2 separate regions of the Homo sapiens genome follow, and region 1 is linked to region 2. Evidence: chromatin contacts called from ENCODE Hi-C or POLR2A ChIA-PET data. All regions are on one chromosome and are shown on one strand. The core of a region is the stretch at or near the end of the contact, and the rest is flanking DNA. Distances in the headings are between cores, read along the strand shown.

What was found. A loop is a pair of places that touch in the nucleus more often than their neighbours do. ChIA-PET counts read pairs that join two places held with the same protein, here RNA polymerase II (POLR2A). Pooled maps may share reads with other maps.
Region 1: a loop to region 2 is called in a map of endothelial cell of umbilical vein, with 2.1 times the contacts of the local background. The contact joins two enhancer-like sites. A Hi-C loop is called at or near these places in 9 of 168 maps with a recorded cell type or tissue (Caco-2, Calu3, IMR-90 and 6 more), 1 of 37 single-sample maps with no recorded cell type and 1 of 50 pooled maps. POLR2A ChIA-PET finds 5 or more read pairs at or near these places in 7 of 52 experiments (BJ, H1, HepG2 and 4 more).

What each region holds. Positions count from the first base shown.
Region 1 is chr7:116,770,601-116,777,855 of GRCh38, reverse strand. MET (MET proto-oncogene, receptor tyrosine kinase) reads right to left here. Exons shown (of 21, transcript NM_000245.4): 13 at 6,202-6,358; 14 at 5,867-6,007; 15 at 2,745-2,975; 16 at 387-467. Among named protein-coding and RNA genes, the nearest start is that of COMETT, 86 kb to the right of the region's middle. RefSeq lists enhancers at 630-1,829, 5,088-5,232, 4,387-5,586 and a cis regulatory region at 5,153-5,166. Within about 2 kb of position 5,200, at least 7 of the 41 ENCODE cell types and tissues checked have a DNase peak (open chromatin) inside an H3K27ac peak, as active enhancers do; they include endothelial cell of umbilical vein, where a contact is called at or near this core.
Region 2 is chr7:116,732,119-116,738,659 of GRCh38, reverse strand. The region is part of intron 3 of MET (MET proto-oncogene, receptor tyrosine kinase); the gene reads right to left. Among named protein-coding and RNA genes, the nearest start is that of COMETT, 47 kb to the right of the region's middle. Within about 2 kb of position 1,264, at least 2 of the 41 ENCODE cell types and tissues checked have a DNase peak (open chromatin) inside an H3K27ac peak, as active enhancers do; they include endothelial cell of umbilical vein, where a contact is called at or near this core.

The DNA of each region.
Region 1 (7,255 bases), core at 3,951-6,450, 35 kb before region 2:
GTGGTTAAAAAATAATTATAGTAATGCCTCTGGGTAAAATGAGTCATTACTACTGTAGGTGCCAACATGCTTCCAATAGTTTCCAGAAATGTCACTTGCAAAACAAATATTATAAACCAAACATAGTTATAGTTAAATGATACTCAGTTCATCCAAGAACCTCATTTCTCCTACCCCCTTACTAATGAGGGCTCTGAGGGATCATTTCAGGGGAAGTAGTTCAATAAAAGTCTAGAACAAAACAAATTTTCAGGATTAGGCCCATAATTTCAGTGGTAGCTGATTTTTCCACAAGGGGAAAGTGTAAATCAACGTTTTATTATAAGCTATTTATTAGGTTGCAAACCACAAAAGTATACTCCATGGTTAAATAAAATGCCACTTACTGTTCAAGGATTTCACAGCACAGTGAATTTTCTTGCCATCATTGTCCAACAAAGTCCCATGATATACACAACCAAAATGCCCTGTGCAAAAGAAAGAACTTGGTTAGCACTGCGTAACATTTAATTATGAAATAATTATTTATCAAACCCTTTATGAGCTTCATTTTATTCTTTCTTCTTTCTATACAGCAAAAGAGTACATTTAAAAAATACTTTTAACAATACCACTATAGGTACGTAGGTGTGTTTGTAAATATATATGTAGATGCAACACATTTCACCCAAGGATATAAGCAATGTGATTATTTAATTCATGAATAAGTTGTAGATGATATGACTCATATTAAAGCCTAACCTAATAAAATATTCAACCACAGTGGAACCACTGAAAAGGTGAGTAACATCGGCCTCATCAAATAAATTTTTTTAAAGGATGACATAGTATTTTAAAATATGAAAATAAAGTTAACCCACATGAAGAACTATAATAAAATAAGTTCTCTATATTCTAATAAGCTGAAATGAAATAAAAATGTTACCATTAAAAATAGGATTAGTATTATAGAATAAGGATTTCCCCATTAGTCACTGGTTAATACGTAATCCAGGTTGGCAGAAACTGAAAGGCAGTTGCCCAGATGAAGCAAATTCACCCTGACTCACTTCATCCAGTTCTCTCTGGCTTTAACCACATCATTTTCCCAATGGTAGCCTTTTATCCAGTGGCAGTAATTTCCCCCAGAGGTGCCAAATGTCTGATAGCTGTGTAAGTCATTCACTAATTAATTCATCCAGCTGGCCAAGACACCATGAGTGCCTAGTATGTGAGTGTCAGGCATTAGGCTGCCCTCTACTAATGCAAAGAAGAATAAAATAAAACTTATGCTTTTGAGTGCTCCTATTCTCCTGCAGAAAAACATATAAATACATAGTAGCTAATATTTATAGAGCTGTTAATGATTATAACTTCAAAAGAGAAATAATTGCCATTTTAGTACCTTTCATGATAAAAAATTCTAGTTTTCCAAATGTGTAGAATTAGAACACAATTAGTGAGTCCACACACTCTAAAATTGATGCAATTACTGGGATTTATAGGCCTATGACAGAACTATATATTACTCTGAAGAGAAATGGAAAGATGTTTGTTAACAGTGAAGCCACTCTTGGGGAAGAAGGAGCACACAAAGGATTACGCTCTGGGGTGTTTGACAGAAGAATGTGTGGATGCTACCACAGGAAAGTGAGAAGGCCTTGTGTTCATATAAGGGAAATCACGCCATCAGCTTCTCTTGTATCACACTGGCAGATGCCTGTACAACCTCTTGCAGCACATATAGAATAAAAGGGATCAGAGGCCATTTAGTATTAAGGGTAAAAGCTTTTTAGAAAAAAAAAAACAACAAGAAGAATGAAGTTCATTTCCCGGTTTTTGATTGGTTTCTTTTCCTGCTAAATATTTCCACAAATACTGTTTATGCTAGCTGTTATTGCTGCTTTGGCTAGCTTATTACAAATATTCATTTATCTTTGTATAAAGAAATTGGAGTGCATTGTAGAGATGATATATGTTGCTTTAGATCAGGAGAATGCTATAAATTCTCTGTCTTCTGATGCTGTCCAGCAGTGTACAAACTGCTATAAACCAGGCTTCATAGAGTTTGTCACTGTTCTCAGGGTAAAGAAAGACTGGAGAGAGATTGAATAAAAATACTCAAAATTAAAGGAGTGATATTTATTTATTTATAAGTATTTATTTTTTTGACATGGAGTCTCGCTCTGCTGCCCAGGCTGGAGTGCTGTGGCACAACCTTGGCTCACTGCAACTTCCACCTCCTGGGTTCAAGCAATTCTCCTTGCTTCAGCCTCCCCAGTAGTTGGGATTAAAGGCACCCGCCACCACGCCTGGCTAATTTTTGTATTTTTTTAGTAGAGACGGGGTTTTGCCATGTTGGCCAGGATGGTTTTGAACTCCTGACCTCAGGTGATCCACCTGCCTCGGCCTCCCAAAGTGCTGGGATTACACGTGTGAGCCACTGCGCCTGGCCCTGAGTTTTAGAAGAAAGTAAATGGCACCTTTGAAGAAACTATAATTGCTAGTACACACAGGACGAGGACGAATTGTGATTTAGTTCTAATATATTTGGGGGATTATCCAATTGCTTCCATGCACAAGGGCAAATCCCCACGGATATGATTTACAGGGCTACATTTCTATAGAACAGAAATCAAGTACACTTGTTATCACTGCTCTGTCAGTTGCTTTCACCATTGTCTAAGTTCCTAATCTGCAAAGGCCAAAGATAAAATGCTTACTGGAAAATCGTATTTAACAAAAAGCTGAGTGGAAATACTTACCTCTTCCTATGACTTCATTGAAATGCACAATCAGGCTACTGGGCCCAATCACTACATGCTGCACTGCCTGGACCAGCTCTGGATTTAGAGCACTGAGGTCAATGTGGACAGTATTTTGCAGTAATGGACTGGATATATCAGAGTCCCCACTAGTTAGGATGGGGGACATGTCTGTCAGAGGATACTGCACTTGTCGGCATGAACCGTTCTGAGATGAATTAGGAAACTGATCTGTAAGATGAAGGAAAATTATTAAAGAACAACAGTAAAACCTCATTTAATGGGGACTGAAACAGGAAGAGCTTTTATAATGGAATTAGTTTGATAAAAATGATAATAAATTGGGAAAAGATACTAAGTTATATATACAAGCATTTCATTAGATGTTTACAGATTTTCATTTAAGTAGACTAAGTATTAATTTTGAAAGCTTTTTACCCTCATTTCCTTAGACATTTCTCTCTTTATCAATAGCAAAAAGCCATGCTTATGGTTTATTTTTGAATATACTATGTCCTTAAGAATGGAAGCAGTGGTAGCAGCAAAGGTAGTTGAGCAATTGCCTCGTCTCACAAAAATCCAGCTCAAATATAAGAAAATGAAAAAGATGCCTTTTGAGACACTACTATTTGTTAATGGAATTAATTACTATTGTGCAAAACCTATGGATTCCTGGCCAAGGGAAAAATACACATATGATTAGAAATAAATAATGGCTATATTCCCAAAACTGAAAGCTTTTCACATTAGTGGTAAATTCTCCACTGTGCAGTGATGGCACTGGATTTAGTGTTACTGTTGTTTAGAGAAGGCAGGTTAGATCTCGGTTAGTGGACCATCCTTGTTGTTTAGTTAAGGACACTATGAAAGGGGTAAGCATTCTTTATAAGTTGATCTTTATAACCAAAGCTCTGTAAGAACCTCAGGCAAAGTTCCCTTTTGCAAGGAGAATTTTTTTTTTTATTTCAGGGGAAGAAATGGTGCTGATAGTCAATTTCTTAATGCCAAATAGGGCATTTCCACTTTCCCTTTCTCTTTCCACTGGGAATTCACACATATCAAGGAGGGGGCATCATAGCCACAGCAACTGACATGAAGATAAACTAGGCATAGTATTGAAATGTATTAGTATGTAACACAGGGAGAAGGTTATGTGGGGGTTCCTCATTAGCACCAAAATGTATCATTTGTTTGCAAATAAGCAGGAGAATCAGAATCTGAGAGAAGGGCATAAAAAGAATGCTGTTAGTACCTTGACTATTCCTAATCCCACTTGAGCATTTTTAGTATTTTCTACAGTGGACAGTTTGATTAATAATAAATGAACTTGGCCAAAAGTGGTTCCAGAAAAGCGTTGGGCATCAATTACAGTTATAGTAGACACTAGCCAGAAAAAAGACAAGAGCAACCTTTAAAGAAGGATGTGGAACATCAGTGAAGTACCTGAAATGTTGGGTGAGTGAGGAAGGAAGGAGCCTAGCTGGGTACTTGCTCCCTTAATTCCAAGGAGTCAGGGTCTCTAAACCTTCCCCAGGGGATTGGGAATGCCAATCAGCCTCTCTAAACTCAGGTCTTTCATTCTCACTTCCTAAAGCCTTTGCATCTGGAGATCAGGGCTCTAAATGCTTAAGGGTGCACAGATTGAGGGAAATCCTTGGTGAGACATGGATAAAAGCCCTTTGGCATGAAAACGTGACTCTTCAGCTAAATTCCAACATGTGCAGAAACCAATTGAAACCATCAGTGTGCCACCCTGATGTCACACCACATAGCACTCTAGGTCTCCGTGAAAAAGTCTGATGAGAATGCTGTCCCCACCAGATGTAGAGAGGAAAGCTCTGCAGTTGCCTCTTCATTAGGTTTTGGCTGTGCACCTATTTTCTCATTCTCTCTAAATGACCCTCTTTTACCTGTTTTCTTTTCATGTCTCCAAGGAGCAGGCTCAATGGAGAAAAGAGTGTGAAACTCAACCTTCTTAGCAATGATGACAGAGCTTTGGTGAGTAAGGAGGTTCAAAGAAGATTAGGTAAGTTTTTTTTTCAAAGAAAATTTGTAAATTTTAATGATCTCAGATTAGAACTATGAAATGTGCATATAAAATACTAAATAGATGCACTAAATGTGCACATAAAATACTAAATAGATCTAAATTTCAAAACAATAAACTAGGTTTGATTTTTCCACACGGTTAAACGAATGGATTTTTAAAGGTGAATGGAATCAGGGCAAAGACAATGTTTACTATGTGTATCTCCATAGAAATAACATAAACTTCAAAACATAAGAGGTAGTAAGTGTTGAAAATGTTAAAATGTTAAGTGCTTCATTGCTCTTGAACTTGTTTGGATGAGCAACTTCTAACTTTTCCAGTATCCTCAATGATCTGTGACTCATTTTATTTGTCCAATGGTAAATATTCAACCAAGGAAATGCTTGTACTTGACTCACATCCTGTAACTTCTAAAGATAATGGAGCTGATACAATACAGACCTTTTGCTTTTACCAGGAGATTTAAATAAAACAACATGAAAACTCTGATTAACCTGAACATTACTAGGCATAGTGTTTTACAAAGCTGATGATATTGACCCCTCCTTTTTTTCATGGCATAATTGAAGGTTTTCCTTGGCTAAGTCTCAAAATACATTCAAGTCCTAGAATATGGTGGGAAAAAGGCTGTGTACTAACAGTTCATTGAAAACACTTCGAAGAATTACTAACAGTATAATTTCAATGTTTGGGCTTCAACAGGTAAAAAATGTAGCAGTTCCAACTTACATTTAAATAAGTATATTTTGTAACTTAACTCTTCCTGGATTGTAAAAGAGAGCTTCGCAATTTCTTACTATTGCACTTAGATGATAAACAAATTACTTTTGCTCAAATTAACCTTTTTGTGAAATGAGAGCTTATGGACTCTAAAATCATAATGTAATATATACATGGGTTCTTTTAAAATTAAGAGCCATGTAATTTTGTGTCAAATACTTACTTGGCAGAGGTAAATACTTCCTTTAGGTTTTTATAAAAATATAAATGCAAAACCAAAAATAAACAACAATGTCACAACCCACTGAGGTATATGTATAGGTATTTCTCAGAACAATAAACTGAAATATACCTTCTGGAAAAGTAGCTCGGTAGTCTACAGATTCATTTGAAACCATTTCTGTAGTTGGGCTTACACTTCGGGCACTTACAAGCCTATCCAAATGAGGAGTGTGTACTCTTGCATCGTAGCGAACTAATTCACTGCCCAGATCTTAAAACAGAGAGAAAGAAAGAGCTTGTTAAAGACGGCTATCATGGGCCCCAGGAGACTTTGACCCAGTGCCCAGAACTCATGGGTTTTATGGACTACATATAAGACAGCACACAAGAATCGACGACAATCTTAAACTGTAATGACTGTGTTCTTAAGGTAACTTCTAAAAATGAACAGTAACAAAAATGCACCTTTAATTTGCTTTCTCTTTTTCAGCCACAGGAAAAACCCAAGTAGTAATAACAGTGCTGTTGATATTGAGACAACACCAGCAATCAATCCTGTGAAATTCTGATCTGGTTGAACTATTACTTTTCCAAGGACGGTTGAAGAAATTGCTTGCTTCCACTAAAAATGACAAATAAAGAAAAGTCAGCATTTAGCCATGATAGATATTTGTACTACACAGGTTGTAGCACTTTGGGTCCCAAATACCAACTGGTTATTACCATTCTACAAATGGCATAACTGCCTTCAGGATAATAAGAGATTCCTCAATTATGCTCCAGTGTTCAAATAATTAGGGGACACTGATCCCTTAAGTACTTATGTGGTACTTAGCTGTTTGTATTTGTAACTAGGTATTAGGGATAAAAAGATGTACAAAAAACAGGAACTGAAGTATAGAAGGGGAGACAGACATATAAATAAATGATTCCAGTACAGTGTGGTATGTACCATAGAAGTATGACTAAACAGTAATCAACAGAGACAATGGGACATTAATTCTGTCCTGGACGGTGGGGTGGAGGGCAGAGAAGACTTCCCATAAGAGGTAAATAATTGTACTGTTATGATGGAACAATAAAGTCTCAGAATATTTTTACTTCAGTTTTGATACACAGCAGAAATCTTTGAAGTCCCTTCTGGCTCTAACATTTTATGATTTTTAGGATTTATGGTCCTTCTGAAATTCCAACTCTGATCTCATGATTCAGCCTTTGATTTTCTAATTTTTGTGTGTTTTTCCATTTTATAACTTCAGAAGACTTCAGGAACCCTTTAAAAATCACTTACTCTTGGATAAATGTGGGATATATACAATGGAATATTATTCATCCACAAAAAGGAATGAAGTACCGACACAGGCTACAACGTGGATGAATCTTATGTTCATCCACGTGGATAAACATTATGTTAAGTAAAATAGGCCACACATAAAAAGACAAATATTGTATGATTCCACTCACATGAAATATCTAGAATAGGCAAATTCTAGAGAGAAAGAGTAGATTGGAAGTTATC
Region 2 (6,541 bases), core at 15-2,514:
AAGCTCACATACAGCTGTAAAAGTTAAACATCATGACATTTGTGCTCTAATGTTTGTTCTACTCTAAACACTCAACGCTTTCAAAACATCTCCATTAAAAAGGGTGGTTATATTTGCACAGAAGTTAAGTGATGGATGAAGGGTCACTTGGTCAGGATGGGAAAGGTTGGAAACTATTGTTATTTCCTAAAGTTAGGGCCCAATAGGTATTGGTGACCTTTGCAGGCAAAGTGAACAGAAATTCAATTACCAGTCCCACCTCCCTTTGGGTACTGGTTACAAGCAGAATATCAGATGTTAGACTTCTAAAGCTTCTATTACAAATTCTCCAGATTTTGGTTACCCAATTTTGCAATCTTAACTCCCTTCTGGGCTCATCACATCTCATTTTTCCTATACTCCTGCCCAATACCCCCCATATTTCTTTGGCTGTTGCCAATCACTTCAAACTGCAAAGGTAAAACAAAAAACAAAACAAAAACAAAAACACAAAAGCAAAAAAACTCCTTTTCTCACACACAGGTCAAAAGCAACACAGAACACCAGTCTGTCTTAATACCCTGACTTTGTTTTCCAGCTCATTCTATGCTTTGCACTTCACTGAAGATTATTCATCACTATGAACCTTGCAATGGACACCTGCATTTTGTGTCTGTCTCCCTGGTTTCCTCCGTTCTACTTAGACCGGCTACATAACAATCACCTCCTAGAGCCCTTTTTTTCTCCTACCTTCTTGCTCTTTTTAATACCATTTCCCAAATCTATAATAAGCAATCCCTTCTTAATTACTAGGTCATCATCTTTGACTTTATGAAATATCTGAAGCCCATCCAAATAGTCCTTTCCCAGAAAGAATTAACCTTTCTCTTTCTTTTCGGAAGCTCTTTGCACCTCTGGACTTGGATTGATTGATATGTGTATCCTCTGTTAAAAAGCTTTGTCTGAAAAGCACCAAATGTTTGTACTTTCATAACAGGAAACTGAGTCACATATTGTGCCAAGTGCTTTAAATGGAGATTTTATTTACTCCTCACAATACTCCTATAAGGTAGGTACTATTATTTTCCTTAAAAAAAATACAACATAGAATTTCAGCTAGAAAGTACATGAGTCAGATTTCCACAGAGCTTTATCTGAGGCCAGAATCCATGTGCTTGACCTCTTAAACACTCAACTGCTAGGCTCTTGGAGCACCAGAGTAAATACCATTGAAAAAGCTTCAACTCTGAGCTCCCAAGAGCCACTCGTGAGTAAAAGTACTAAAACAAATTTCACAATATATTTGCCTCGCCAGTTACTCCGTGTTTCAGTAATTTTTGCTGCACAAGTTAAGTGTGCCTAAGGAGAAAGTCTCTGCATCTAACTAGTTTTTGAGGGCATAGAGAAAATGTTACTAGCACACTCCGCCAAGCTCTACTTTTGATCACGAGTTAGCATGAGTGTTGCTTGCTATAGAAAATGGGATGAAGATGAGAAGACAGGAAGGCACATGGAGAAGTGAGGTGACTTGGAAGTGAGAATGCCATTTGGAATTTTGCGCAGAGGCTGTACCACAGATGCAAATGCCTTTTTAGTTGATCATTAGCCCGTTCTCTGCAGGGATACCTACTGCTATAAATGTTTTTCTACCCTTAATTCTTTTCTTTCTCTTATTGCTAGGATTCTAAATAATCGATTAACCACTTTAACTCTCAAAATACCCCTGAAGTAATGTGTGCCAGAAATTAGGAGTTCCTTTTGGTTGTCATGGAGATATTTCTAGGAACAGAACTAAATTTGCCATGTAAATGTAATTCTTATGATAAATAACCTGGGAATCTTAGAAGAATTCGCATAAAATAGAAGACCAACAATTATCTTTGAGTTCCTACTATTCAACAACTAATCTTTAGTAATTAGGTCACAGGATATTTTTTCTTTAATGGCCTTGAAAATACAGGACTAATACATTTGGGGCAGGGCAGAATCTGAATTTACCAAATGGTTGTGGTTTTGATCTCACATAGCCCCTTGTAGATAGGACATGGGGAAGAAATACATGTACAAATAAAACTGTTGTGGCTAGGCCCCCAAATCTGTAAACCTGAACAAAGTAACTTTGTGTGAGATATCCACAAATATGTAAAGGCCATATCTCCTTACCTCCCATATACAGTTTTATCTTTAATTAAACCGTTTTATTAATAGAATTAAATTTTAAGAATGATGAATACAATTTAAGATAAGATGTTTGTATGCAGTTTCTGTATACCTCCCCCATTGTTTTTAAAGTGGACAATTGAACGGTTTTAATTTTTTTTTTTTTTGAGACAGGGTTGTAGAATGCTTTCATTATCTCAAAAAGAAGCCCCACATCCCTTAGCTGTCATTCCCAGTCTCCCCATATCCTCTTAGCCCTTGACTACCACTAATCTACTTTCTATCTCTATAGGTTTTCCTATTCTAGATATTTCATATAAATGGAATCCTTGATTTTTAGTTATGGACATAACTGAAATTATTATTTATAAAAAGTTCTTTCTTACACAAAAGAAATTTCAGAACCCTTGAGTGTATTTTCCTCTAAAGAAATATACCAAATCTTGTGGGCACGGTGACTCATACCTGTAATCCCAGCACTTTGGGAGGCCAAGGCGGGCAGATCACTTGAGGCCAGGATTTCTAGACCAGCCTGGCCAACATGGCGAAAAACCCGTCTCTACTAAAAGTACAAAAATTAGCTGGGCATGGTGGTACGTGCCTGTAATCCCAGCTACTCAGGAGGCTAAGGCACAAGAATTGCTTGAATACTGGAGGTGGGGGTTACAGTGAGCCAAGATTGCACCACTGCACTCCAGCCTGGGCAACAGAGCGAGACACTGTGAAAAAAAAAAAAAAAAAGCCAAAGCTAACATTCTTTAGGGTTAAAACTAAGTTAATGATGTACACACACAAAAAGGCAGATAATATTTTTATCTGATTATTTTATAAAAGAGATGGGTAAGTTAGAAATCCCTAAAGAGAATCATTGTTCAAGTTGAAGCTTCCTTCAGCTGTGTCTCTGCCAGATGTTCACAACATTGACGAATTGGGGATCTGCATCTACATACTCTAAAATGGCAGTAATTCCAAACATGATGCATACTACAGGCTTCTCACAGAAAGCACTGACATGCCACGATGGGGGCACGGGAACTGAAGGAATTTGAAGACAGGAGGTCAACAGATAAACAAATTTTTCTTATTGGAAGTGAGTAATTATTCTTAGGTTCACTGATTACTAACACAGTCCTTTAAGTAGTGGTCATAAGTAATGATCTTGAACATGGGACATCTTTTTAGGTGATCTCTACCTCCTTGGGTTTCTTACTTAAGATCCAACTAGTCCAGTTAAGAGGCAGAAGAGAACAGGAGTGATGAGTGGGTGGTAACAACATTTAGGAACTTGGAGAGGCGAAAGGGGCATGCGGGAAGAGCTAGGATGGAACCACGGAGCCCAGTAGCAGCAGTGACAGTGCCCAGGCTGTGGCCATTGGGAGCAGGCACAGTGTAGTGCACATAGTAGTTGCCCAGTGAGTATTTGTGGAGCTGAACTTGAAACAATTCTTGAAAGGGCCTCCCCACCCCCTCTCGCATCCCTGATCCACTCACTCTCCCTGGCCTGACAGTCATGCACAAATATTTTAATAGCAATGCTTTGCATTTAGAGATTAAAAGCCTTATACAAGTGCTGTTAAAAAAAATCAAGGAAGCATTGTTCTGGATGTAGATTAGACGAGGCGCTCAGAAGGGAGACGTGGACAATCCCTGTGATTAGTCCTGTGATCTTCATGAGAATCCCTCTTCCCTCTCCCACGTAGCTGTGTACACTGTGTTAATGTTCCCAAGTCTGACTCTGTTCTACATCTCCTTCCCCAGTCTGTAAGAAGGCACGTTCTCATTGTTCACTTACACTATCTCAAACATTGCTTATCCTACTATTTTACTTCGAAGTATCCCAAGAGAGTGATCATGCAAATAAAAATTATTTTTAAATCTTCATCTACATTGACATGGCTCTGCAGATATTGAGACTTAAATATATGTATGCATCAGTATTTTCAGATATAGCTGCACCTGTACAAGATAAGTTACACATCATTAAATGTTAGGAACATGTCAAAAATGTCTTCCCTGCCATACACAAAATGTTGTTAGCTAAACAATATAATTCTTTCTAATCAAATGACCACTGTGAAATACCTGATTCACTTTGCACCCAACAGCTGGGGCTGTAGCTTGTGTTCCCAGCCAGAGCTGAACATAAGCACAATAGGAAAGACAGAAACAGCTGCAAACTCTTGGGAGAAAAAAATTTGCAAAGCAACTTTGCCATTAGGCTTCAGGGTAGGAAGGAAGTAAAATCATCTTTCTGTTCCCTTTTGTGTAGGGCAGCTGTCTTTGGGGGGAAAAAAAATGTCCATTCTATTTTGTAACAGAAACTTCATCGTATTTACTAAAACACGAGTTGTAGAAACTCAGGCCTAGCCATACATTTAACACTGTGGTGCAGTCAAAACATTTACAGAACTTTGTAGGAAGTCACTGCTCTGACAGATTAAAGTGGGAGGTTGCCATATCTGTGCTCCACTCCTGACTCCTCCCGCACTATTATTTACTGTAAATATATGGACTTCAGTGATGTTGATTGTTTGATCCTTCAAATGCTTTAGGTTTCTTTATAAAATTTAATGGAATGAAATTCTCTTAGGCAAGCGTCAGAGAAATAGATTCTCTGTGGTTTCGAATAGCCCTTTGTCTGTAGGTACTATTATTATCAGGTATCTTTCCTACTAAAATTTAATTTCTTAAAGGTAAGTTCTGTGTCACTGTTTCCTTTGCTTCATTCGTTTGTATAGTAAAGCAAAGTTAGGTAGTTCTTGATACTTATTTGATAAATTAAAAGCCACTTTTAAAAAAAATCAGTGATACCAGTACTTTTCATAAAATAAGCATTTTTTTTACCTTTTGTTTTGGATGCATAGTTAATAGGCAAAATATAGTTTCTTTTACACAAAGGCTAGGAGACAAGAATAAAACATTTGCTACAGCGTTTCTATAATGAGACTGATGCGTGACATATCCCTCAGGCGATTGACTCTGTCACACAGCAGAATTTACTCAGTTAATAAAGCAACATATTTAAATAAGGAATTGTATTACAACTTTAGAATGTGGAAATAGGCCAGGGAACTTTTGATGTTAAAAAAAGTCGGAGCTAAAGTAATCATAAAAAGCTTATTCATACAAAACTGGATTGGTGAGGTAATGGACGATTTTGAAAAAAAAAAAAGCAGAAATAAAGATAAAAGGGGGCAAATCAACATAATGAACACATTAGGAAATCAATAGATGCCAGCTTTTCTAGTCCTTCTTTGTATTTTTGCAATTGTATAGAATGCCATTGATGTAAATTAAAAACATGTATAAACACAGAACAATACTACACATTTTACACATAATAGATATGAGCATATTTCAAATCCATTAGAGTGCATGTCTCTGTGGGAGGGGCGGGGCTTCCCTCCTTCAGGTTTGAGAAGTTAAGGATAGAATTAAATGGTCAAGATGGATGAGTTGGATAAACAAGCACAGTGGAATGGACAGAGGAAAGGGGGAGAAAAGGCGTAGTTCAATGTGAAGCAATAGAAGGGAGATTACTAGGGGAATAATTAGATAACAGGACCTGTATGATTAGTTTTGAGCTAGGAAGGTTTTATTTACATGGTTTTTGACCTTGAAAAAATTCCACCATGCCCTTTAGTACAAGAAAAACATAACTTACAGGTTTTAAAATATGGCAATGATCAATATCCAGGCTGCTATAAAGAGAGTGGTAATTAAAAAAATGTTTTGTAGAAGAATACACATATAGGATGTATAGACAGGCAAGTTATAGGAAAAGCTTATCATTCTCAGTTGGTTTACTAGAGGTTATTGTCTGATGAGGGTACTAACTACATCAGACAATTACGAAATCTCCCTTTAAAAGAAATTTCTAGTATTCACAGAAGTTCAAGATTTCCATAGATGCTATTGTCATTCTTTCCTCATCAAGAATCTACTAACAACTCATGTTAAAGGCACCAATAACTACAAAACAGCAAAAACCAACCCAACAAGAGAGTCTTTTAATTTCTGCAAAGTGCTATGGTTCTTGTATCTAGGAAACACAGTAAGTTGAAATGGAAACTTTTGTTGTACAGAAATACTGTTGCTATCCATTAAAACCATTTCTTAATAAAATCTGGATTTTTTTTGTATCTGAACTTATTTGCATCCAACCCTACCATTTTACAGAATCAGGAGAGCTTGAGTTACAATGGGATTTTGATGATAATGTTGTCCCTTCCTAACTCCTGCCAATATTTCTCAATGATGTGAATGTTTCTTCTCATGAAGATGCATGGTTCACACAATAGCTCTCCTTTGATCTGTAGCTTCCCTTGAAATAAAAAAAAATTGCCTAGAAGTGCTTTGTTTCATTTTATTTTCCAATCACGTGACAGAAATTATAAATGGA